Linked DNA regions of Homo sapiens: all the other regions are linked to region 1. Evidence: read pairs that join two places in POLR2A ChIA-PET (ENCODE). Cell type or tissue: CD4-positive, alpha-beta T cell. All regions are shown on one strand.

Region 1 (8,000 bases):
TGGACTTAATTGTTTTACTGGACATGGCTTCTTCAGGTGTACTGGGGGAGTGGTTTGCACAAACACTGCCAGGTTGGTCATAAGTCTGTCCCCCTGGCTCATTGCCATGCTGGCTTTGGCTCCATTGCCTCTGGTCTCTTCATCCCCCACCCCACATACCTATCTTCCTGTGCTGTCATTCCAAAGCACACATATAACCACGTCTCTCCCTTTTGTGGCTCCCCCTCATCCTTGGGTGGAGGTTCAAGCTCTTTACCTTGAGTTACACAGTCTCTGCCATTCCCCACAAGCGCCAGACAGAGCCACAGAAAGCAGGTGGCAGATGTGCGAGGGCAGAGCTGGGAATGGGGGTGAAGCAGATGAGGGAGGATGGGGATACTGTGCAGATGGTGTTGCAGGGACGGGCCTGACTCCAGGGGCCCCTGTGTACAGAGGCAGTTGGTGCCGACATGCTGGTGGTCTCTGGCTGTGAACCCAGGTGGGCCAGTGAATGAGCATCAGGTAGAACCCAGCCCATCAGAGCTGTTGGCCTGGTCCTGACTCAAATGGGAGTGGCTTCTGGGTGCTGGTTATTGTTCTGAAGTCTGGAAGGACAAGAGGGGAAGTCTTTTCTCCACAAATGATTTTGGCCAAACCCCAGGGATGGAGAATGCCCACTAGGACCTGGATGAGCTGAAGGCCATAGCTTGCTGAGGGAGCGATTTGGTCTCTCTCTGCATTAGCTGAAGACATGTTGAAGTGGGTTCAGGGCCCCCACCTACCTGAGTCACCATCATGAAGCTTAATTAATGCTTACAAAGTGCTCTGAGGCCTTGACTGAGAGGCCTCATGTGAACACAGAATATCCTTATTAATCACTGTGACAGCACCAAGTGAGGTGGCCTATGGGGCAGCTGCCTCCACACACAGAACAATGGATGCAGCCCAGCAGTTAAATTGCGATTTTGAAGAGTAGTCCTGATCAGCTGGTTCAAAAGCAGCTTAGCTGGAGGAGGCAGGCCTGCCTAGGAGCCACTTAACTCACCTGGCCCTTATCTCCCATGCATTAAGTTGAGGCAATAAAACGCCCCTCCCTGCTGGGCAGGGATAATGGGAGGACTGTCAGGTAATGGTGAAGCATCCCTTTTAAGCCTGGGTAACCAGGCTATTAGCCTAGCCAGAGGGAGCCAACTGGAAGATCATATAGGCTCCGTACCAGGCTGAGTGTCTTTGGACAAGTCCCTCAACTTCTCTGAACCTCAATTTCCTCATCTGCAAAGTGGGACAATAACAATTGTACCTTTTTCCTTATAGGATTGCGAAGTTCAAATGAAATGGATATGAAAGGTGCCTATAGTAATGATATTAGTAATAAGAATAATGGCCGGGCATGGTGGCTCACACGTATAATCCCAGCACTTTGGGAGGCTGAGGCAGATGGATCACCTGAGGTCAGGAGTTCGGTACCAGCCTGGCCAACATGGCAAAACCTGTGCATGCCTGTGGTCTCAGCTACTTGGGAGACAGGTGGGAGGATTGCTTGAGCCTAGGAGGTTGAGGCTGCAGTGAGCCAAGATCACACCACTGCACTCCAGGCCATGTGACAAGAAAGACACTATCTCTTAAAAAAAAAAAAAAAAAAGCAATAGCTATTCGGGATACTACATGTTCCAATAATCAGCTACTCTGATCCCCACTTTACAGATGAGGGAGCCCAAGAACAAAGTGACCTCCAAGTTCCCACAATTAGTGATAGGTGGAGCTGGAACTCAGGCAGTCTGGCTTCAAAGTCTGTTCTCTCCCCCACTCTCTGATGCTGCCTTTATCATTAGTGTCATTATACTCATTTTAGGAGTAAGGCTTCATTATGGTTGTCATCTTCATCATCATCATTACATGGGGTTCATGGAAGCTGGGCCCTGGGGCATCTGTGCTATGTTGGAGGTGAGGAGGGTTCTCTCTATCTTCCATAGGAAGGGAGGAAAGTTATTGTTGTCAAGATAGAGGTGAAGTACATGGTTTTTCTCTTACCAAAACTCTGGAGATGCAAGGAAATGTGTAACAGGATTTGAGGAAAGACAGTCAACAGATGTTGGATGCTGCATCCCCATCCTGCCCCATCCCTCTGGCTAGGCGTTGAGGGGGACATTGTCCCCACATGTGATATACAATGAGCTGCCTGTGGGTGATAGGGCAGTAGATTCCTGGCCACCCAGCCATCACCTGTTTCTCCCGCACTGGCTGATCCCCCAAAGGAAGGTTCCAGAGACCTGACACAAAATCCTCAGTCTTGTTAATGTGCTCAATGCATGTTCCAGAACTTCAGCCAGTCCCTGCAGTGGGACCCTGGCTCAAGCGCCATCAACCTTGACTTCTTCCTGTCTCATTGGTGGCCATAGCTGCTCTGGGCAGCTTCCTCCAAGACCCCCCGACCCTCCTAAACCAGCCTTAGAGGGTATGGTCCAGCATCCCTTACCCCTCCAGGACTAGACAGCCCAGCCAGATACTAGCTGTGGCCCCTAGCCACTACTTCTTCATCCCTCTCACCTCTCCTGAGGCCTATTTCTACAAATAGACCATACTGGGGCCTGCCCTGTACCCAGCTTTGCCCTCATGCCACACTCTCTCCATCCTGTCCTTGACCCCTTCCTCAGCATCCTGCACTCACACCATCCCTTTCTCCCCTCTAGGAGGATACATCTAGCAGACCCATTCTAGACCCAGCATACAGAAGGTTCCCTGCTCTGGCCTTCTCATCACCCAAAAGGACAAGAAAGTCCAGACCCATCTTTAGACAAGCTCAAGACTATGGTTCAGGCCCACCTGACATTTACAAGGAGACAGAGCCAGGGGCAGGCTTACTTTAGAAATGAACAAAAGAGTTTCCCAAGCTACCTCCCCTTTGAAATGGGCATCCCTGTTCTCATATGGGATCCAAACTGGTTTGCAAGGTAACGTGTGGTATATGGGGTGCTAGTGTAGACTATAAAATGCATTGAATCCTCCTCTGCTGCCTGCAGGGGGATGTGATGTCAACATGGATGTTGTTCTTTGCCTTCCCCATTTGCCTTTTGGGGAATATGTCCCTATCAGGAAAGTGAGTCTCTCACCCTAGGAAAGCTCTCTACTTTAAAAAATTTAGTGCAATTCTTTTTATATCAGATGGTTATATTTAAAGTATTCAAAGGCCTAGATTTGCATCGTCTTGGTTAAATTACTCATCACCCATCTCTCATCTACAACCTTTTTTTTTTTTTCATTTTATGAAGGCTTCATTTACATAAAGAGTCTTAGTTTTCCTCCAGCCAAGTAGGTGCTCATTTCTCTTGTGGGTATTTGAGTCATGTATCTACCTGCCTGGATGAACTCGGTGGGCATCTACACGGGACCTTCTGCTGCGGCACACCGTCTGCTGTGAGCTGCAGGTGCCTGGGTAGGCATCTTTCTCCCATGAGAAAGTGAAACCCAACAAGCCAGAAATGCACCTTGGCTGACAGCCCGCACACAACAGGAAGGGAGTGGGGGCAGATCCGGCAACATGATAGGGCACTTTCTTGAGAGCACAGGATTTTATAAAAAGTTGTTATGAATGTGTACCATTTATTGAGCACTTGATATGTACCAGGCATGTGCTTGTTGTATTTTTCTTCAGAATAATTATGTGATGCAGGCATCAGGCCCACTCCTTGGCTGAATAAACTAGGGCTTAGAGAAGTTGTAACTTGGCAAATGTCCCAGAGCTGGTAACCGGCAGACAGGTCTGTCTGACACCACACCCCCATGGCTGTATGTATGTGTTTACTCATTTATACCCTACTTCATTCCACGCAGGGTTTGAGGCAGCTCAGACGGAGCTGTGTGATATAGCAAAACGACACAAAGAACAATAGCAAGGAAAGCACGTTAAGGGAACTCTGAAGGTACCAGCATCTTTGTCTAGTAGCGTGTAGGTCTAGGACTGGTCTCCAAGCTTCCTAGCAGCCAAAGCAAAGAAAGCCCAATCTCTTCCCCAGTTGTTTGTGTTTGTATCATAAACACAATCCAAACACAGACCAAAGGCCAAAAGAAGCACAATATTTCCTAAGTCCAAGTTCAAAAATAAACAAATGTCTCTCAAGTGGCTCCTTAGGGAGGCTTGAATGCAATAAAAGAGTAACAGTAGAACAATTGAGGGGGCTTTGTCAGCAGCCCCAGCATAGCAGGGCCAGAGTGGCTCTGGAGTGGGGTAAGAGGCTATCAATCAACCCAGCCCCTCTTAGCTGAGTCGGGATAGCTGTCATAGCCTGGGTTCCCTGAGTGTGTGCGAATTTGTTGATGAGTTCAGGGAAGTGAAGAAGGCAGGATCAGGCAGATGGAGAAACAGACCCAGACTGTGGGTGCAAATGAGACCTCAGCAGTTCTACAGGGAACTCAGGAGCTGAGATAGCTCCTCAGAGTTGTCCCAGATGGGGGCCAAGGGACCTGGCCTTGGTACCCCCTCCCCATCTGCCAATCATTCAGAAAGGGCTTAATTTTGAGTGAGGCAGTTTGCCTCAGCTGAGGGCAATGCCTAGGGAGGGACACAGCTGTGAGATGTCCCCAGTACCCAGGGGATGGGTGCACCAGCCCTGAAGACAGGGTCTAAGTGGAAACCACGGCAGCCACCCCAAAGAGCCCTTGGGTACAGCTTTTGTGACTGAGTGCCCTGGCAATCAGGAAGCAGCTTTCCAGCCACAGAGCTCTCCTGGGACTGAGGCATCTTCCAGCGACACGGGCCTCCCACCTAGACCTGACAGGCCTCAGGACCAGCCAAGTTGCCCCTGGAATATAGCATGGCCTATGCTCTGACACACCTGTGCTCTGACCCACCGGACAGATAGGGCTTGAAGCCCCAGTGGCTGCATGGGTGACAACAACTTCAGCCTGGAAACTATTAAACACTCACCTAAGGCACACCTACCTACATTCACACAGCTTCAGAAATAAAAGCGCCACAAAGCACCTGGCTTTAGCAGTATTGTTACTTCCTGGTGAACCTGCCAAGGTAAACTGTTTGCTGAGCATACAAGGACGAGGCAGAATAAGGGAACAAGTTTGATGTTGCTGTTAAGAGGGAAACTGCTAGGGTTAGAAGACAACAACGGCCTTAGATTGTGTAAGGTTTGCCGGTAACATTCTGGACAGGAGGGTAGGAGGGATTAGGGAGAAACCCAGCTGGGCGGTGGCAATGATTTGTGGAGGGAAGAGTGGGACGGGAAGTAGAAGCCTGGGACAACTCAGGGTCGGAGGCCCCAGAGAGAGGGAGATGGGAAGGGGCTCACAGGGAACAATGGGGAGACCAGGGAAGAGGGCGAGGCCTAGAGCAGGGGAAAGGGTCGGGCTCTGAGCTATGACCCATGTCAGTTTTCATTCACAGGAGTTCTCCCTGGCCTGGGCCCAGCAGGAAGCGCTGGCACACACCTGATTACGGGCACAGTGGCAGCAGCAACCTGTTACTGTCCTTCATAGAGGTCTGGTCTCAGAGTCTTGCAGGAGGCAGAATCCACAGTTCCATCCAGGTTTCCATTTGGTTCTGCCTGGCTCTTCCAGCAGCCCTTGCAGCGCAGATGTTGTCGGTTTGAATCTGATGTGATGAACTCTTTAAATAGCTACCCTAATGGATAATCAATCATTTCAGAGCTTTAATACTAAATCAGGCCGTTGGACACATCTGGGGGCAAAGCTGTTTGTAAAGGAGCCAAAAACTGCCCTTTCTCTTTTACTTTGTGAGGCAGAATATGTCACATTAAATACCTAAGGGTCTAGGACAAGTCTCTTGTAACCTAAAAAAAAAAAAAAAAAGCTGAAGAGGTAGACTCTTCAAGAGTCTGCAAATTACATATGAAATTTGTAGATCTTTTTAAATTAGATTCTTCATCTGAAGAGTATAATGAATAGTAAAATAGAACCTCATGTTAACATTTAAAATAAGCATCCGCTATATATATTTTTGCTATATTTTTAAAAGTCAATATTAAAATAATACAAACACAGTAGTCATGGTTACACTTTTCAGGTTACCTAAATTTAAAAGGTACTGGAAGAAAGAAATTTTAAGCCGTAGGTTAACGTTTCCGTAGACAGATCTCCTGAAAATGCCTGGGAAGCCTGCTTTGAACCTTCTGTCCAGGAAAACAAACCATCTGCAAAACTGCAGAGTTGGCTCAAACTGCAGCTAGACCCTCAGCATTGCTGAACGGGCAGAATTCCCCACAGTTTGACCCAGTGATGAGCCCGGCCTCTCAGGCATCCCCTTACTGCCTGACCCCCAAGGACTCTTGCCTCAGGGACCCACTCCACGCTCTCTAGCCACCTCTCTGCCCACTCCTTGGGTTTCTCCACAAACCCAAATGTCAGGGACTCCAGGAGCTTCTTCCTGGCCCTCTTTGGGTCTCACTCTGAACTCTCCCCATGGGATTTTATCCACTCTCTGGGCGTTACCTGTAGGATGCCCTTGCCTACCTTTCAGTCTCTGGCTTGAGTTTCTCCCTAATGGCACAGTTTATGGCCCATGTTCTCATGGATCCACCTGGATGTCCGCCAGCCACCTTAGTTGTCACCTGCGCATCTCTGACTCATCATAGATGCCCAAACCCACAGCACCCATTCCGTCTCAGATGAGGCCTCAGCATCCACCCAATGCATAGGTCAGAGGCCTGAAAGACCCCCTGCTAGGCCCACTCCCTCTCACTGTCACTGTCACACCAGCCATTGGTCCGTCAGTCTTCCAGATTCATCATCTCCTGCCTTCTGTCACCATGTCCCTGGGTGACCAAGGCCACCTCCTACCTGGCCCTGCTGCCTCTGAGCCTTCCCCTCCCGGCAGCCCATGTGGCCTTTGTAGAACACAAATCAGGGCATGCCACTCAATCTGATGTCTGCAGGATCTGGCTGCTGCCAGCCTTCCTCATCTCATGCCATGCCCTGTTGGCCAGAGCCAAGAGCCAGCACTTTCCCCTACAAGTCTTTGTGCATGCCATTCCTTCTGTTCCTGCTTGGACACAAACCAGGACATGAAGACTGGCTCCTACCTGTGGGGCTTAGAGGCCTCCCAGGCCCAGAGTCTCCCACCAGGAAATCTGACTGCCAGACCTAGCATTAGGACTGACTCCATCTCCCAAACCCCCTCCTCTATCCTCCAGTGGGTGGCCCAGTGTGGGAGAGACCAGGCTGAGCCTACCCCACAGGTGGGACTGCACATAATTGAGCCCGGGTCAAGCCTTGCTAAAGAAGGGTCACAGACATTTCTTACATTCCGAAAGATACTTTCACAGATTTCCTCCAAGTTCTGAATTAATAAAGAGGAAAGTGAGGCTTTTACTCTCTAGGCTGTTTTCAAAATATCCTATTGTCCTCCCTTCTCTTGCTCAGCTTCACAAAAGCAGTGAAATTCCAAGTGCCCTTTTAAAATGTCGAAATAGCCATCTTGAAGTTATTTATCTTCCAGCTGGAAGGACTTCACAGGTCACCCAAGCCTATACTCAGCCTAGCCCTGTTAGACTATGGGAACAGAGTTGGGTGGCTGAGGTGGGGACAGAGACCAGAGCAGGGAATCTGTCTCTACCATAGTCTGGCAGCGCCATCCTCAGACTCTGTATAGCCAGCGGGCCAACCTTCATCTGTCCACACCTCAGGTGGAAAGTCACAGCTAGGATGGTGAGAAGGTTCTGAGTGTCCACCCACCCAGACCTTGACAGGAGGTGCCCCAGGCCCTTCAGGAGAGCACCAGAACAGCACCAGAGCATGCCAGGTTTTATATTTGGTGTGTAGCAGCTGGTCAGGGATTCTGATCCAGGACTCCTGCTCTGTACAGCCCATGCTCTACCCATTAAAATCACTGATTTCATGTCCTTGAACCTACAAACAGGAATTTAACACACAGAGGGGAGAGTGGAGAGGGGATTATTATGAGCTGTTTCCAGAGGAGGATTAGACCATTTTTTGGATCCATTTCAATGCACTGCCACGTTTTCATGACTAGCCTGGAGTTCTGAGTCCATATA
Region 2 (8,000 bases), 880 kb before region 1:
AGGCAGGAGGATCACTTGAGGCCAGGCGCTAGAGAACAGCCTGGGTAACATGGCAAGATCTCATTTCTATAAAAATAAAAAATGTATCTGGGCATGGTGGTGTGTGCCTATAGTCCCAGCTACTCAGGAGGCTGGGGTGGGAGGATCACTTGCGTCCAGGAGTTCAAGGCTGCAGTGAGCTATGATCATGCCACTGCACTCTAGCCTGGGTGACAGAGCAATGTCTAAACAATTTTAAAAAGAGAGATTTAGAGATTCTTTTTTTTGTTTGTTTTGAGATGGAATCTCCTTCTGTCACCCAGGCTGGGGTGCAGTGGCGTGATCTCGGTTCATTGCAACCTCACCCTCCTGGGCTCAAGCAATTCTTCTGCCTCAGCCTGCTGAGTAGCTGGGATTACAGATGTACACCACCACGCCCGGCTAATTTTTTTGCATTTTTAGTAGAGACAGGGTTTCACCACGTTGGCCAGGTTGGTCTTGAACTCCTGACTGCAAGGGATCCATCCACCTCGGCCTCCCAAAGTGTGGGGATTATAGGCGTGAGCCATTGCACATGGCTTCTTTTTTTTTTTGGAGACAGAGTCTCGCTCTGTCTCCCAGGCTGGTGCAGTGGCGTGATCTTGGCTCACTGCAACCTCTGCCTCCCAGGTTGAAGCAATTCTCCCGCCTCAACCTCCTGAGTAGCTGGGATTACAGGAGCGTGCCACCACACTAGGCCAATTTATGTATTTTTAGTAGAGACAGGGTTTCACCATGTTGGTCAGGCTGGTCTCAAACTCCTGACCTTGTGATCTGCCCGCCTTGGCCTCCCAAAGTGCTGGGATTATAGGCATGAGCCACCGTGCCCGGCCTCCTTTTTTTTTTTTTTTTTTTTTTTTTTTTGAGATAGAATCTTGCTGTGTCACCTAGACTGGAGTGCACTGGCGCAATCTCAGCTGACTGCAACCTCTGCCTCCCGGGTTCAAGCAATTCTCATGCCTTAGCCTCCTGAGTAGCTGGGATTACAGGCGGGCACCACCACACCCAGCTAATTTTTTGTATTTTTTAGTAGAGACGGGGTTTTGCCATCTTGCCCAGGCTGGTCTTGAACTCCTGAGCTCAGGCAACCCACTTGCCTCGGTCTCCCAAAGTGCTGGGATTACAGGTGTGAGGCACGGCACCTGGCCTGAGATTTTTTTTTTTTTTTGAGATAAGAGTCTCACTCTGTCATGCAGGCTGGAGGGCAATGGCGCAACCTCGGCTCCCTGCAACCTCCACCTCCCAAATGATTCTTATGCCTCAGCCTCCCGAGTAGCTGGGATTACAGGTGTTTACCACCACACTCAGGTAATTCTTGTAGTTTTAGTAGAGACAGGGATTTCACTATGTTGGCCAGGCTGGTCTCAAACTCCTGACCTCACGTGATCTGCCCACCTTGGGCTCCCAAAGTGCTTGGCCCCTGAGATTTCTTTTTTCTTTTTTTTTTTTTTGAGACAGAGTCTCTCTGTCGGCCAGGCTGCACTGCAGTGGCATGATCTCGGCTCACTGCAACCTCCGTCTCCTGGGCTCAAGCAATTCTCCTGCCTCAGCCTCCCGAGTAGCTGGGATTACAGGCATGTGCCACCAGGCCTGGCTGATTTTTTGTATTTTTAGTAGAGACAGGGTTTCACCATGTTGGCCAGGCTGGTCTCAAACTCCTGACCTCAGGTAATCCACCCGCCTCGGCCTCCCAAAGTACTGGGATTACAGGCATGAGCCACCGCGACCGGCCTGAGATTTCTTAAATGTTCTGTTTTGGATTGTTTCCCCTGGAGAAGGAAAGAATGGAAAGCAAATGTGACTGTGTGTGATTCTGTGTGTGTGTGTCAAACTTAATGTATTTAGGTCTAGATATTGAGCTTGTTTTAGTTTAAAAAAAATTTTTTTTTTGAGACGGAGTTTCACTCTTGTCACCCAGGCTGGAGTGTAATGGCGTGATCTTAGCTCACCACAACCTCTGCCTCCTGGGTTCAAGCAATTCTCCTGCCTCAGCCTCCCAAGTAGCTGGGATTAAGGCCTGCGCCACCACGCCTGGCTAATTTTTTGTATTTTTAGTAGAGATGGGGTTTCTCCATGTTGGTCAGGCTGGTCTCGAACTCCCGACCTCAGGTGATCCACCCGCCTCGGCCTCCTAAAATGCTGGGATTACAGGCATGAGCCACTACACCCGGCCATAGTTTAAAATGTATAATTAATACCAGATTCTTCTGAATGAGACTGTGACCTGGTCATGTAAATGCTGTGCCAAATCGAACCAATTAAACAGTTTTTCTCTAAACATTGAGTACATCACACCACAGTGATGCAATGATGATTAAGTGCCTGACACCCCTTACCCTTTTAGGAGTAATGAACCAAAGGGAGATAGGGGAAATAAGCCTTTCATTCTGATTTAACAGCTATGTGTGTGTGTATGAGAAGTGGCTTTTTTTTTTTTTTCAGTATAAATTCCCCATTTAGTAAGAGGAGTGGCCCTTTTCTGACGGGATAGCATCTGGGACTTATTAATGGAGCTGTTGCAGGTGGCTCATTATGTCTTGGTTCACTTAGAATGCTTTTGGATGGCTATGTGTCCACTATGCACTCCAATTTATAGATAAGTCAGTAAAAAATTCAGTATGTTGGCTGGGCGCGGTGGCTCACGCCTGTAATCCCAGCACTTTGGGAGGCCAAGGCGGGTGGATCACAAGGTCAGGAGTTCGACACCAGCCTGGCCAATATGGTGAAACCCTGTCTCTACTAAAAATACAAAAATTAGCCGGGAGTGGTGGCAGACGCCTGTAGTCCCAGCTACTCGGGAGGCTGAGGCAGGAGAATTCCTTGAACCTGGGAGGCAGAGGTTGTAGTGAGCAGAGATCAAGATCGGGCCACTGTACTCCAGCCTGGCAGACAGAGCAATACTTTGTCTCAAAAAAAAAAAAAAAAAAAAAAAAAAAAAAATTCAGTATGTTGATTTTGTTTAACAGGGTTGTTACCAGAAATAGAAAAAGACACACAATAGCAGCACAATAGTAAGTACTGAAGTTAAAGGGGTAAAAAACTACAGTTTTGGCTGGGCGCAGTGGCTCACACCTGTAATCCTAGTACTTTGGGAGGCCGAGGCAGGTGGATTGCCTGAGCTCAGGAGTTCGAGATCAGCCTGGGCAACATGGTGAAACCCCATCTCTACTAAAATACAAAAGAAATTAGCCAGGCATGGCAGTGTGTGCTTGTAATCCCAGCTACTCAGGAGGCTGAGGCCGGAGAATTGCTTGAACTTGGGAGGCAGAAGTTGCAGTGAGCTGAGATTGCACCACTGCACTCCAGCCCTCCAGCCCTCCAGCCCGAGTGACAGAGCGAAAAAAAAAAAAAATCAAAAACTACAGTTCTTCAGGTATCAAGAGAGGAAGGTACATAAACACAGGGCTCTGCGGTAGGTGCTTTTATTTTATTTTATTTTAGATGGAGTCTCGCTCTGTCGCCCAGGCTGGAGTGTGGTGGCATGATCTCGGCTCACTGCAACCTCCGCCTCCTGGGTTCAAACGATTCTCCTGCCTCAGCCTCCCTAGTAGCTGGGACTACAGGGGCGCACCACAACGCCCTGCTAATTTTTGTATTTTTTTTTTTTTCAGTAGAGATAGGGTTTTGCCATATTGGCCAGGATGGTCTCAAACTCCTGACCATAGGTGATCCACCCTCCTTGGCCTCCCAAAATGCTGGGATTACAGGCATTAGCCACCATGCCCAGCCTGTAAAATCCTTTATAGTGATAAGAGTTTCAGTGTATGGGACTGACTGATGGCTCTTTAGTCAAAAAACAATTTTTTTTTTCCTGATGATACAAGCATGATGTAACTTTAAAAATTCAAACAACTGGCTGGGCACAGTGGCTCATGCCTGTAATTCCAGCACTCTGGGAAGCTGAGGTGGAGGACTGCTTGAGGCCACAAGTTTGAGACAAGTCTAGGCAACATAGTGAGATTCTATCCCTACCAAAATTACAAAAATTAGCCAGGCATAGTTGCATGCACCTGTAGTCCCAGTTACTTGGGAGGCTGTGGTGGGAGGATTGCTTCAGCCTGGATGCAGTGAGCCATGTTCGTGACACTGCTCTCCAGCCTGGGCAACAGAATGAGACTGTCTCTCTAAAAACAAACAAACAAACAAACAAAAAACATAAAATAAAAATTCAAACAACATAAAAGTGGCCTATAACTGCAGTTGGATTTAGGGATGGAGAAAAAGCCAGGGATGTCTATGGCCCAAATTACTGAGCAGTAAAAGGCACTGCCCACTTCAACAGCCAAGATAGGCTCTACATCTCCCTCCGTTATTTCTTCTCTTCCATCTGTCCCTCTTCCAGGCTAAGGCCAATCCCCTCACCTGTGCCTTGGATTGCATCTACCTCCACCTTCCTAGAAATTGTAAAAGATTGATTACTACTTCTACCTCTTGTGTTTTCAACATGTCCCTCTGAATCAGATCCCTCCCATTCACTTTTTTAAATGCTCAAGCCTCTCTCATTATTAAAAGAAATGCCACTACTCAACTCTGTACCTTACCTCCAAGTACCACTCCCCCTCTCTCCTCCTCTTCATATCAAAACTTCTTGAAAGAGCTGTCTACTCAGTTTGCCCATGATTCACCTCACGTCCACTCCTCAGACCTCTGCAATCTGCCATTGCCATTACATCGTTTTGCATCTCTCCCCAAGGACATCAATTATCTCCATATCGCTAAATCCAACCTGCTTTTTCAGCCTCATCCTACTTGGCACTTGTAGTACTAATTGTTGGCTGTCTATCAGCTTCTATTTCTCTATTCTTCTTTATAGGCAAACCTCAATTTTATTCAGGTTTTTACTGTGTCCTAATGTGTTTCAGGGAAGGGTACTCCCGACTTATGGATAGACAGCTTCTGGGTCAGTCAAAGCATGGGTTTCCCCTGGTGATTGTTCTGGTTCAGACTGGACATATGAGCCAAACTGACTCAATCAGATTGAAAAGATCTATCACTAGGAAGAGAAGGGCCCTCTCTCTTTCACTCTTGCTCTCTTTTATGCAAGATATTTAATATTTATTCTAGTTTTAGTGGCCATGTCCTACTATTTTTAGCATAAATCATCCCAACTAATACATTTACTCCTACTGACTTTTCCTCCCTTGAAATACTCTTCCTCTGGTTTCCATGGCTGTTACCATCCCCACCAATCCCGGTTTTCCTTCTACTGCTCTGACTACTACTTCTCAGATTCCTAAGTTGGGGGTTGTGGGGTGAGGCACTGGCTTTTTCACACCACGGGGATGTTGTTAAGTATAAAACATACATTAGAGATGGCGTTCTAAGAAGCTCCCCGATAGTAATTTAATAAAGCTAGGAGGAAAACTTGCTCAATAAATAATAAATCAAAAAATTGATGTTATAAGAAGGTGAACACTCGGCCGGGCGTGGTGGCTCATGCCTGTAATCCCAGCACTTTGGGAGGCCGAGGTGGGTGGATCACCTGAGGTCAGGCGTTCAAGACCAGCCTGGCCAACAGGGTGAAACCCCGCCTCTACTAAAAATGCAAAAAAAAAAAAAAAATTAGCTGGGCATGGTGGTGGGCACCTGTAATCCCAGCTACTCAGGAGGCTGAGGCAGGAGAATTGCTTGAACCCGGGAGGCGGAGGTTGCAGTGAGCCAAGATCGTGCCATTGCACTCCAGCCTGGGCAACAAGAGCAAAACTCTGTCTCAAAAAAAAAATTATATATATATAATATATATATATATATAATATATATATAATATATATATATATATAATATATATATAATATATATATATATATATATATATAAAAAATAAGGTGAACAATGGTAAATACAACCAGTGTTGTATTTATCCACTTTGTGTAGATAGTACAACCAGTGTATATGTTATCCACTTTGTGTCTATGTATTTATATTTATTTTTTTGAGACAGAGTCTCGCTCTGTCGCCCAGGCTGGAGTGCAATAGCGTGATCTTGGCTCACTACAAGCTCTGCCTCCCGGGTTCTCGCCATTCTCCTGCCTCAACCTCCTGAGTAGCTGGGACTACAGGTGCCTGCCACCACACAGGCACCTGCCACCACACCCGGCTAATTTTTTGTATTTTTAGTAGAGACGAGGTTTCACTGTGTTAGTCAGGATGGACTCGATCTCCTGACCTCATGATCCGCCCACCTCGGCCTCCCAAAGTGCTAGGATTACAGGCGTGAGCCACCGTGCCCAGCCTATTTATTTATTTTTAAGACAGGGTCTTACTCTGTCGCCCAGGCTGGAGTGCAGTGCTGCAGCCTGGACCTGCAGGCCTTAAGCAATCCTCCCACTTCAGCCACCTGAGTAGCTGGGACTATAGGCATGTGTCACCATGCCTGGCTAACTTTCAAAATTTTTCATAGAGACGCGGTCTTACTCTGTTGCCCAGGCTTATTTTATTTATTTTTTATTTTTATTTTCTTTAGAGACAGGGTCTCATTCTGTTGCCTAAGCTGGAGTGCAGTGGTGTGATCACAGTTCACCGCAGCCTCAAACTCCTGGGCTCAAGTGATTATCTTGCCTCAGTCTCCCAAATAGCTAAGACTACAGGTGCATGCCACCATGCCCAGCTCATTTTTTTTAAATAGAGATGGGGGGTCTTGCTGTGTTACCCAGGCTAGTCTCGAACTCTGGTGTCAAGTAATCCTCCTGCCTTGGCCTCCCAAAGTGCTGAGATTACAGGCATAAGCCACAGCGCTGGGCCAACTATGTGTTTTTTTAAATGAGAACTGCTGGTGGTTATCAGTGTGTCATGAGGGATAAAGAACCTAATGGCAGAGTTCTATGCTACAGGTCCTGTTTCTGGGGCTCTGGGGGGCCCTATCTAGTGTTTCCAGCAAGTCCCCAGGCCCATCTCTCTAGCAGCCATAGGACTGTGTGTGTTACTCAGAGCACCTCAGAAGGGAGTAGGTCTTTCAGGTTAGACCTGGCCTGACAGCCCAGAACTGTCTCAGAGAAAGGCTGGGGCATCCTTCCCAGTGACTGCACATAGGAAAAGCCAGCCCATCAGGTATAGGCAACAGGTTCATCATGCCCAGGGTCACAGAAAAGAACATGACACTGTGTTCTCTTATTGCTATTTGGTCAAAGGCATGAAGTACATCTTACTTATTTTTCTTTTATTACAAAGCACAGCACTTGATAAATACTAAAACATTCAGTAAATATGTATTAACAAATTAGACTGATATTGTATATCCTTCAGAAGTTTAACCTGGTCATAAGTGTGAGTCATTTAGAGAAATTTCAGGGCTTAAGGCTCTAGTTCTGGAGCCCAAAAAGGCCCCAGTTCAAGTCCTAACCATACTAACACCAGTTCCCATATCTTGAAAATGCAGGTGACAACATCTGCCCCAGAGAGTTGTGTGTGAAGGTTAGATGATGCCTGTATTTCATTTATGCCTTATGACAATCCTGATACATACCTATTATTCTTTTGGTTTCTGTCCTTCCTACTTGAAAAATAGGGGCTATGCTTACCTTATTTTATTATAGCTAGTAAAAGCACAGAGTATATACTGAAAAATATTTGCCAAACCGATGAGTAAAAAGGACTCAAGATAATTTCTAAGAAATGGTGAATAATATGGTCACAGAAAACTCTTTCTTCATATATTTTAACAATATAAATCCTTGTAAATGCCTGTTTTTCTTCTCTTCTCCTAGATTTTCTTCATTTTTATTAACGTAATTCCTACCTATATTTACTGCTTCTTAGTCTTCATATCATCAAAACTACAGACATATAAAGTGCCTTCATAAAGTTCTCGTATGACTTAAAAACTTTAATGGCTTAAATAATTGGTATGATGAAAATAAGCCTTTAAAAGTATACTATACAATTTTTAAAATAGTTTCAAATCCTGTGACAAATGGAAATGGCTTTCTGTACTTGAGGAAGAGAGCTGCATTCTATGCCTACTCATCTTGAAGTTCATACTTGCA
Region 3 (8,000 bases), 61 kb after region 1:
ACACAATCAGAACCAGCCAAAGAAGCACTTCCTGGGCACGGCCACCAGCTCTCCCGCCTCCAGTGTGGGCCGGCTCCTGCAGGGTCCGAGGGCTGCATCTCTACCAGCCAGCCCAGGGCTCTTCCCAGGGTCTCGCATTCAAGGGCAATTACATTTTAAAAAGAAAAACAGAAAAAGGTTAATCACAAAACCAACCCTCACTTCACAGGGTCTGTAAGTCACTCATAGAACTTTGCTCTTCCCGAGACAGGGTCCCTTCCCCAGCTCAGGCACAACAGAGTCTGGCAGGCTCTGGCACCCTGGGCCTCCTCCGGGAGCCTCCCATCTGGGCAGTGGAGCCATAAACGGGGATCCGAGAAGAGAGTATCCACTTTTTTTTTTACAGGAAGAAGGGACTCACAGCATAAACGGGGGTGGGGGGGATCCTGATTTTGAAAATAATCTATTTGTAGCTTCTCTTCTATCAAAACCAACACATCCTCTTCTTTCTGCCAATCCTCTCCCCCACGGGACACCTCTCTGGTTCGGGACCAATCCCTCCCTGGGGACGTGCCCCACCTGCGTGCCGGCTGAGCTCAGGAACCCCTGCCTGCCCCCCGGGTGGGGCTGCGGCTCTGGCCTCCCAGGCCCATCCTCAACAGCTACCCCAGCCAACACCAAGGCCACAAGGGGACCCCGGCCTAGGAGGCAGGAAGCCAAGGTGCAGAGAGCAGCCTGGCCCTCACCAGTGCGCAAGCTGGGGCAGCAAGGCTGACAGTTGCTGCATGCCCAGGGCAGGGTGTGGTACTGGCACCCAAGTTCAGCATGGCAGAGCTGGCCAACAGCTTGTGGTCCCCGATCTGCCTCCAGCCCCAAGATGCCTACAGCCCCCAGGCCCCTTCGGCAGCACTGCCTCTGCCCACCTGCCTTTAAGAGACTCCAGGGCTGCTCCTGTCATGCAGCGAAGGTTTTGTCTGTTTCAAAGTTCGAGACTCAACTTGAGGGACTGTTTTTGACAATCCCCGCTGACCTCCGCTCCTCGTGGCGCCCTGGCCCTACACCCAGCCTGGCCCAGGGCCGGCTTTGCCTGGTGAGGCTGGAGGGAGCACCAGGACCTGCTGTCTGCTGTCAGCCCCTCCTGGTGCTGGTGCCCTGATGCTGTGCCTTGTCACCCATTGAGCTGCAAGAGGGACCAAGAGGGGGCCACGCAGCCAGCCAGATGCCTGGCCCTGTGCTGGGGCAGACAACGCTGCAGAGCCCAGGGAGCCTGGCGCTAGGACGTGCGTCCTTGTGACACTGGCCTGTCTGAACTCACCTGGCCTGGGAAGCACCGTCTGCCCGGGCCCAAGCCCTGCCCCTCCAGAGTCCAGAGCCAGGAAGGGGCTGCTGAGGGCGAGCATCCTGCTGGGCTCTCTGCCCGGCCCACCCCTCCAAGGGGCTGGCCTGTGAGCCTTGACTGGGATTCATGATGTGGAGGCCCCCAACTTCCAGAAGCAGCTGGTACTCTGCTCACACAAGCGACTGGGCCGGCCGGCCCTGGACCCCTAGACCCCGAGCCGCCTGCCGACTGCCTGCACAGGGAGAGCAGTTGAGGCCCGGGCAGGGCCCCCACACCAGACCCCAACATAGCTTCCCCACCCAGGCACCCCCTCCCGGGGCAGCAGGCGTGGGAGTCAGGGCTGCATGCTCCTCCCCTCCCACCTCACAGGCGGCCTTAGGCAAGTCATTTTCTGTCATCACAAGGTCGCCTCTGCCTAGTCAGGTCCTGGGGTCCAGAGTAAGGATGTGCGGCCCCCAGGCCCCCGCACACCTCCCTCAGCACCAAGACCGGGACCCCCCCACCCACGTGTCTCATTGTGGCTGCCTATGGACTCCCGGGCCTTGTGTGCAGGCCAGGCCCTTCCACTGATTTTTTAAAGTGAACCATTGCTGGATCTCAGATTCTGTGGCATCTAAGGCCTAGCAGGGGTGGGCACACGGGTCACCCGAGGCCCATACCAAGACTCTGTTCCTGCCCTAGGCCCAGTCTCAAAGGAAGCCACAAGGCGCGGGGGCCACTGAGGAAGGAAATGTTCATTTTCATTTGTCCAAAACCACCTTAAGTTTTAAGTATATTAATCTTGATGCTTTTTAACTATTGCTTTTTAACTTGCTGAGATTTAGAAATACTGTTATAAAAACTTTTTTAATTTCTGTATTTTTTTCTGTATTGTATCTTCATGGGACATTAGGGGTTTTCTATGGTAAGCACACCTATGGTTTTGGTAAAAACATTATCAAATATATATCCAGACGGTTCTTCCCTAGAAGAAAAACAAGTCTTTACACCTGATAAAATATTTTGCGAAGAGAGGTGTTCTTTTTCCTTACTGGTGCTGAAAGGAAGGATGGATAACGAGGAGAAAATAAAACTGTGAGGCTCAAGGCTGGTGTTCTCCACTTATTTCAGCGACAAGCTGGGGCCAGGCCTCAGGGGCACGCCTGGGGGCAGGGGAGGGAGTTCCTGCCCCCAACTGCAGGACAGGCACTGCCCAAGTCTGCCCTGAATCCGAGGACACCGGAACTCTGCTCATACAGGCGGCTCGGCTGGCCTGGCACAAGCCTCACCTTCTAAGCTGCGAGCCAGAGGCCACTGGGTTCTCTCACGTGGTGTCTGCTGTTACCTCTGAGAGCTGGGACATAACCAAAGGGGGGTTAGTGTGTGAGAGAAGCAAGGCCACGGCACCTACTGACCTTCCTGGTGAAGCGGCGCTGGGCAGGGGCTGCTCCCTGCCATACCCCACCTGCAGGAGGGGCTTTCCAATCTGAGGGAGGTGCAGGGAACAGGGCTGCCTCCCAGCTCCCCTGACAGCCACTTTCCTGGGCCTGCATCTCAGGAACTGCTCTGGGACAGCTGCCTTGTGTCCAGTCTCAGGTCCTGGCAGGCCACCAGCTGGTGCAGCACTGAGGCCAGACACCTATGGATGTGGCTTGAAGTTACCTGTCAGGTGAAAGGGCCAGAACCCAGGCCTCTCAGCCCGGGCCCAGCCAGGGTCTTCAAGCCCCAGAGACCCAGCCACAACTCAGCATCTCCACCCTCCTAGCAGAAGCCAGAAGAGCAGGGACCCGGAGATCCTCGAGAGTGAGACAGACAGGACAGGCTCCCGCCACGGGGACTGCTCGCCAAGGGCGGCGTGGACAACCCCACCGGCCAGCCCCACAAGCTCCCTGTGCTTCCACTCCCTTCCCAGCTGGGGAGAGATGTCTCTGTGTTGGAGCATTCTCAGCACCTCAGAAGCACAAGCAGGGGGGTCTTCCCAGCCCCTCCAGGGCTCCAAATTCAGTCACCCTCTCATGCTTCCTGCCACAGCTGGAGCCAGAGGCCAGCAGTGCAAAGATGCAACAAGATGCAACACGGCGCAGTCTTTCCCATCCCTGAGGCCGAGCAGCTCCCAGAGAGGAGAGGAGGGCCTTCAGCCTTCCCCGCTAGAAAGCCATGAGCCACTCAGAACCCCAGCCCTCAGGCCACTTTATTGCTCAAGAGTGGTCAGTCTGGGGTATCTGCATGCCTGAACTCCATGATGATGTCGCCTGTGTCGGGGTGAAACTCCACTGCATAGCTGACAGTCCGTGGGCCACCCAGCAGTGCTCTGGGATCTGGGGCAGGGCTGAAGAAGTAGACGGCCTGCTTGCAGTGGGGGTTCCAGCAGCAGCCCCCCTGTAGGAAGAAGAGCAGGAAGATGGTGAGGGCTCCCTGGCACCTGAGCCTCCTTCCTAGCCAGCCTCCAGCCCAGGCAGCTCGCAGCAGAGAGAAGCTGCTCAGGGGCCAGATGGCCCAGGACCACTGAGGGGTCATCATCTGGCCCGAAGAACTTGTGACAGAAACACCCAGAGCATGGGGGCAGGGAGGCCTCCCCAGGCGGCGCCTGCTCTCAGGGTCTGCACGCACACTGGGCCCGGTGCGCAGGCACTACCTCGGGGTCTGCAGGCTCCAGGAGGCCAGTGCTGAGCGTGCACTCCGGGGTCAGGTGGTACTCCATCCATAGCACCGCTGCGTGGCTCTGCCCGGGCCTGTCAAGGAGAGGGGGGCCCAGCAGAAGTAGTCACACAAGAGGCAGCGGGGGAACAGCTGCAGCTCCTGCGGCTTTCCAGAAACCTGTGGTCTTCCCCACTTCCTTCCTGCCCTGCCGGGAGTTCCTAGTGCTGCAGTTACATAAACGTTCCTCAGAAAAACCCCAGCCAGAAGAGCCGCAGCCAAGCCCCCACCTGAGCCAACCCGAGCCCTGCAGCCGGGCCACACATGGGGCAGGGCCGGTGTGGCTGCAGGGTCTGGGGGAGCTTGAGGCACAGCCTGGCACTGAAGGCCGGAAGGCCCCTCTGATGCCCCAGACAGCAACCCTGGGAGCTCAGGTGATGGCGCCCGCCCTGCCTGGCTGCCTGCCCCGAGTTGGGAGGTGCTTCCAGGAGAAGTCACTCCTCGGGCGAGGGTGGGGTGAGGGCCGGAGCAGGACAGGGCTGCCCGTCCCTGGACGCAAGCAGCACTTGCTGACCCTGACCTGCTTCAGCTCCCAGGAGGGTTCAGGAAAATGGTGCATCGGTGACCACAGGAAGTAAGCTCCCATCTTCCTGAGCTGTGATCCAACAAGGGAGCCTCAGCTGTAGAGGGGGAGCAGAGCCCTTCCTGGCTCCTCCACCAGTGGCACACACAGGACCGTGGGAACCACCACACGCGCAGGGCCACTCTGACAGGGAAGGGCAAGGTTGTGGGGAGGACGAATACCCCCTCCACGTGTCAGCGTCTCCCAGGCCAGCTGTGCTCACCACGGGGGTGAGAACTCCAAGGGCAAGCAGCAGCCCCTCCCTGCCCCCCAGCCCTCTCTGCACCCACCTTCTGAGCTCCACGGTGCCCTCGGCACACAGGGGCTGCAGGGGCACCGGCTGCTGGAAGTCAAAGGTCAGGATCTGCCAGGGCTCGGAGAGGCTGCGGCATGGGTACTCCCACAGCGGGTGGGGCTCAGCTTCCCTGCTCTCCCTGAAGTCCAGGGCACGCTGCGAACAGAAGGGGGCCTGGGGGCTGCAGAGACAGGCCGGCAGCTAGACAGAGGTACCGCTCCCCGGCTTGGCTCCCACTGACTGCAGTCACAAGGGGTGTGCGTTCTCCCATAAAGATGCCGAGCGCCCAGCAGACCAGCGGCGCCCCCTCTCTGCCACTTCTCTCTCATCAGTGGCTCCCCAGGCACCGCTGGCTCTGAGCCTCGCTCTCCGGATTTTTAAGATGGGGTGGTGCTGCCTGTCTCAAGCCTTCTGAGGACCACATATCTACATCACTGGTGAGAACACCCAGCACCTAGAAACTTGGTGACCACCACAGCTGTGTGGCCCCGACAGGTGGGCCCCGGGCCACAGGGAGGGATAAATGCGTGACAGTACAGCCCCGGTGCCTGGCGGCAGGCTGGGGGCACCTGCATCCAGGAGGGATGCAGAAAGCTACCTGGAGGAGGGGAGGTGACGGTCAAATGGGAGCCGGCAGGAGAAGGGCCAGAGGGGGCCTTGAGGATAGAGCTAAGTCAGGAGAGCAGGCCAGGGCACCCAGGCCAGCCGGGCCACTCTGCAGGTGTGGTGTGGGGAGCCAGCTAGGGCATTCCTGCAGTGGGGATGTGGCCAGACTCAGATCTACAAGTTCATGTGGGCTCCGTGTGGAGGACGGCCAGAGCAGGAGGGGCTCAAACCAGGACGGCAGCAGTCAGGGGACAGCCTGGGTCGGAGGCTCACCAGGAGCACGAAGACCAATGGCAGGGGATGGGAGGACTTGCCAGGGAGGATGCCCGGGGCCCTGGGCCTGGCTGGTCGTGTGAAGTGGCGCCAGGTCTAAGACAGGGCACTGGAAGGGCCAGGCTAAGGGTGGGGAAGGGCAGGTGGATTTGGAAAGCATAGAAGTAAAAATGCCTGGCACCCCACTGTGGGATACCCACCACTCTCGGCCATCTGCCTTAGCACACGAGAGACAGACACTGGCCCAGGACCAGAGTAGCAGAACCGTATCAGCAAGAGGGGACAGGGACAGCCAGGGTGGGCAGGCCATGAGCAGGGGCCCAGAGGAGGCGTAGAGCGCATGGGTCCAGAGCACGCAGGGCTCAGCACGAAGGAGATTTCTAAAAGCATCGAACAGTCAATGGTCTGCTGTGAGGGGCAGATAAGATACAAACTGAAAATATCCACAAGGTTTAATTTACTTAAAAAAGTGTTCACACACAGGCAATCCATGTTCACTATGGGAAAATGAGAGCAGAAAGGTGAGCAGAAGCAGAAAAGCCCCACCTCCCGATGCATAGCTGCTGCTGCGGGGCCACCGCTGCTTCCCGCTCCTCTGGTGTCCATGAGATTTCTTTTTTTGAGACAAGGTCTTGCTCTGTCACCCAGCCTGGAGGCAGTGGCACAAACGCAGCTCACTGCAGCCTCGACCTCCCAGGCTAAAGCCATCCTCCCACCTCAGCCTCCTGAGTAGCTGGGAATACAGGTGTGCACTACCATGCCTGGCTAATTTTTTGTTATTTTTTGTCGAGACAGGGTCTTGCTATATTGCCCAAGCTGGTCTCAAACGTCTGGGCTCAAGCAATCCACCAGCCTCAGGTTCCCAGAGTGCTGGGATGACAAGCAGGAGCCACGTGCATTTCCTTAATACACAGCACGGCCCATGCTCCTCACCCTGCCCCTCTCATGTGGATGGAACACGACTCTCAGCTTCAGTCCTCATGAATCCAAGGACCACTGGCGCTGTCAGGACAGCCCATGGTTCTGGAGAACGTAGGCCCAGTTGCTAACCCCTACCATGTAAATAACCTGTGGGAATCTCCTCAGGTACCCCTCCCGGGAATGGAGCCCCCACCATGGAAATGGCTGCCTAAGAAGGTTCCCAGATGGCCTCTGGAAAGTCAGCCCCACTAGAAAAGAAGCTGTGGGCACTGGCAGGGGCAGTTGCAATGACAGGACGTGCAGGCCCAGTGGAGATTCTGACACAGGGTGACAGCACGGAGCCAAGAACAGGGCTGGTACCAAGCAATGCTCATGTTGAACCACACAAAATGGCAGCACCTGACCTCACTGCCCCCAACAGAAGAGCCTGTGCTGCCCAAGCTGGGACCCTGTGAGAGGCCTGCGATACAGGAGCAGGTCGGGGGTACTATGCAGAGTGTGGCCCTGCCTACCTTAATCATGTCGTCCATGATGTGCACGTCGAAGCCTTCGCAGTCACCACAGGGGCTCCGGATCCGCCACAGGTCCTGTGAGGAAGGAGCAGCCCCGTCCACACCCGCCCGCCAGGACACAGGGAAGCGTGGCAGCAAGAACAAGAGGCACATCTTGCTGTTCCCTGCACACCTGAAAGAGACCCCCAAGTATGAAGGGGCTCAGAGAGAACAAAGATCCACAACGGTTTCTGTAACAGACTGGGCTGGGCGGGAACCTGCAAGCTCTGACGTGACACCTGAGTCCTCTCCTATAAGGGACAGTCGGCCAGAGCTCCTAGGCTGGGGGCTGCACACTCCTATCCGGGCCATCCTGAACATCATTTCTTTGGGAAGAAATCTGTAAGCCAATTCTCTCCCCAGCATCATCTCCAGTTCATGAGGATGCTGGGGAGAGAAAAAGGCCCTGCCAAGAGGAACCCAGAGGACACTCAGGCCACACAGCCTTCCCTCCCTTCCTCCTGGTCACACGCACGCATGGATCGTGACATCCCCTCTTTGGCCATGAAAACCAGAATTCATGTGGAAATCTGATTAGGTAAACAAGTAACACAGGAGAAATGCCCAGACTTTCAGTGATGGAGCCACTAAGCTAGGAGAGAAAACCACTCTCATCAAATGAGATACACTCTCCATCCAGGGTAAAGCTTTTCAAATCCTTTTAATAAAAATGCCCTTCCCAAAATGACTTTGTGACTATGGTTCTGCTTTGATGAGAAAATTAAAAGGAAGCTTTTCCATTTTTTCTTGCACAAAGCAGCTGACTCTCCCATCTCAAAATGCCTTTAACAATCGAAG

What was found. ChIA-PET counts read pairs that join two places held together with the same protein. Peaks named below come from ENCODE experiments on the same cell type or tissue, not always from the same donor. Only the 100,000 strongest peaks of a DNase experiment are listed, where the experiment ranks them.
Region 2: POLR2A ChIA-PET joins it to region 1 with 18 read pairs; 2 of 35 experiments call an interaction of 5 or more read pairs at or near these places.
Region 3: POLR2A ChIA-PET joins it to region 1 with 10 read pairs; 9 of 35 experiments call an interaction of 5 or more read pairs at or near these places.

What each region holds. Positions count from the first base shown.
Region 1 is chr16:68,413,604-68,421,603 of GRCh38, reverse strand. The region is part of intron 1 of SMPD3 (sphingomyelin phosphodiesterase 3); the gene reads left to right. Among named protein-coding and RNA genes, the nearest start is that of SMPD3, 31 kb to the left of the region's middle. In CD4-positive, alpha-beta T cell, a CTCF peak has its summit at 3,044 (motif pointing right); a DNase peak (open chromatin) is centred at 3,463; H3K4me3 peaks cover 1,089 bases; H3K27ac peaks cover 5,156 bases.
Region 2 is chr16:69,290,189-69,298,188 of GRCh38, reverse strand. All of the region lies in intron 5 of SNTB2 (syntrophin beta 2), which reads right to left. Among named protein-coding and RNA genes, the nearest start is that of VPS4A, 17 kb to the left of the region's middle. In CD4-positive, alpha-beta T cell, no CTCF peak of the experiment used is centred here; no DNase peak of the experiment used is centred here.
Region 3 is chr16:68,352,730-68,360,729 of GRCh38, reverse strand. PRMT7 (protein arginine methyltransferase 7) reads right to left here. Exons shown (of 19, transcript NM_019023.5): 16 at 7,164-7,238; 17 at 4,847-5,007; 18 at 3,933-4,029; 19 at 2,146-3,676. The coding sequence ends at 3,506. It overlaps SMPD3 (sphingomyelin phosphodiesterase 3), which reads left to right. Exons shown (of 9, transcript NM_018667.4): 9 at 1-2,403. Among named protein-coding and RNA genes, the nearest start is that of PRMT7, 46 kb to the right of the region's middle. RefSeq lists an enhancer at 3,979-4,138. In CD4-positive, alpha-beta T cell, no CTCF peak of the experiment used is centred here; a DNase peak (open chromatin) is centred at 4,129; H3K4me3 peaks cover 1,392 bases.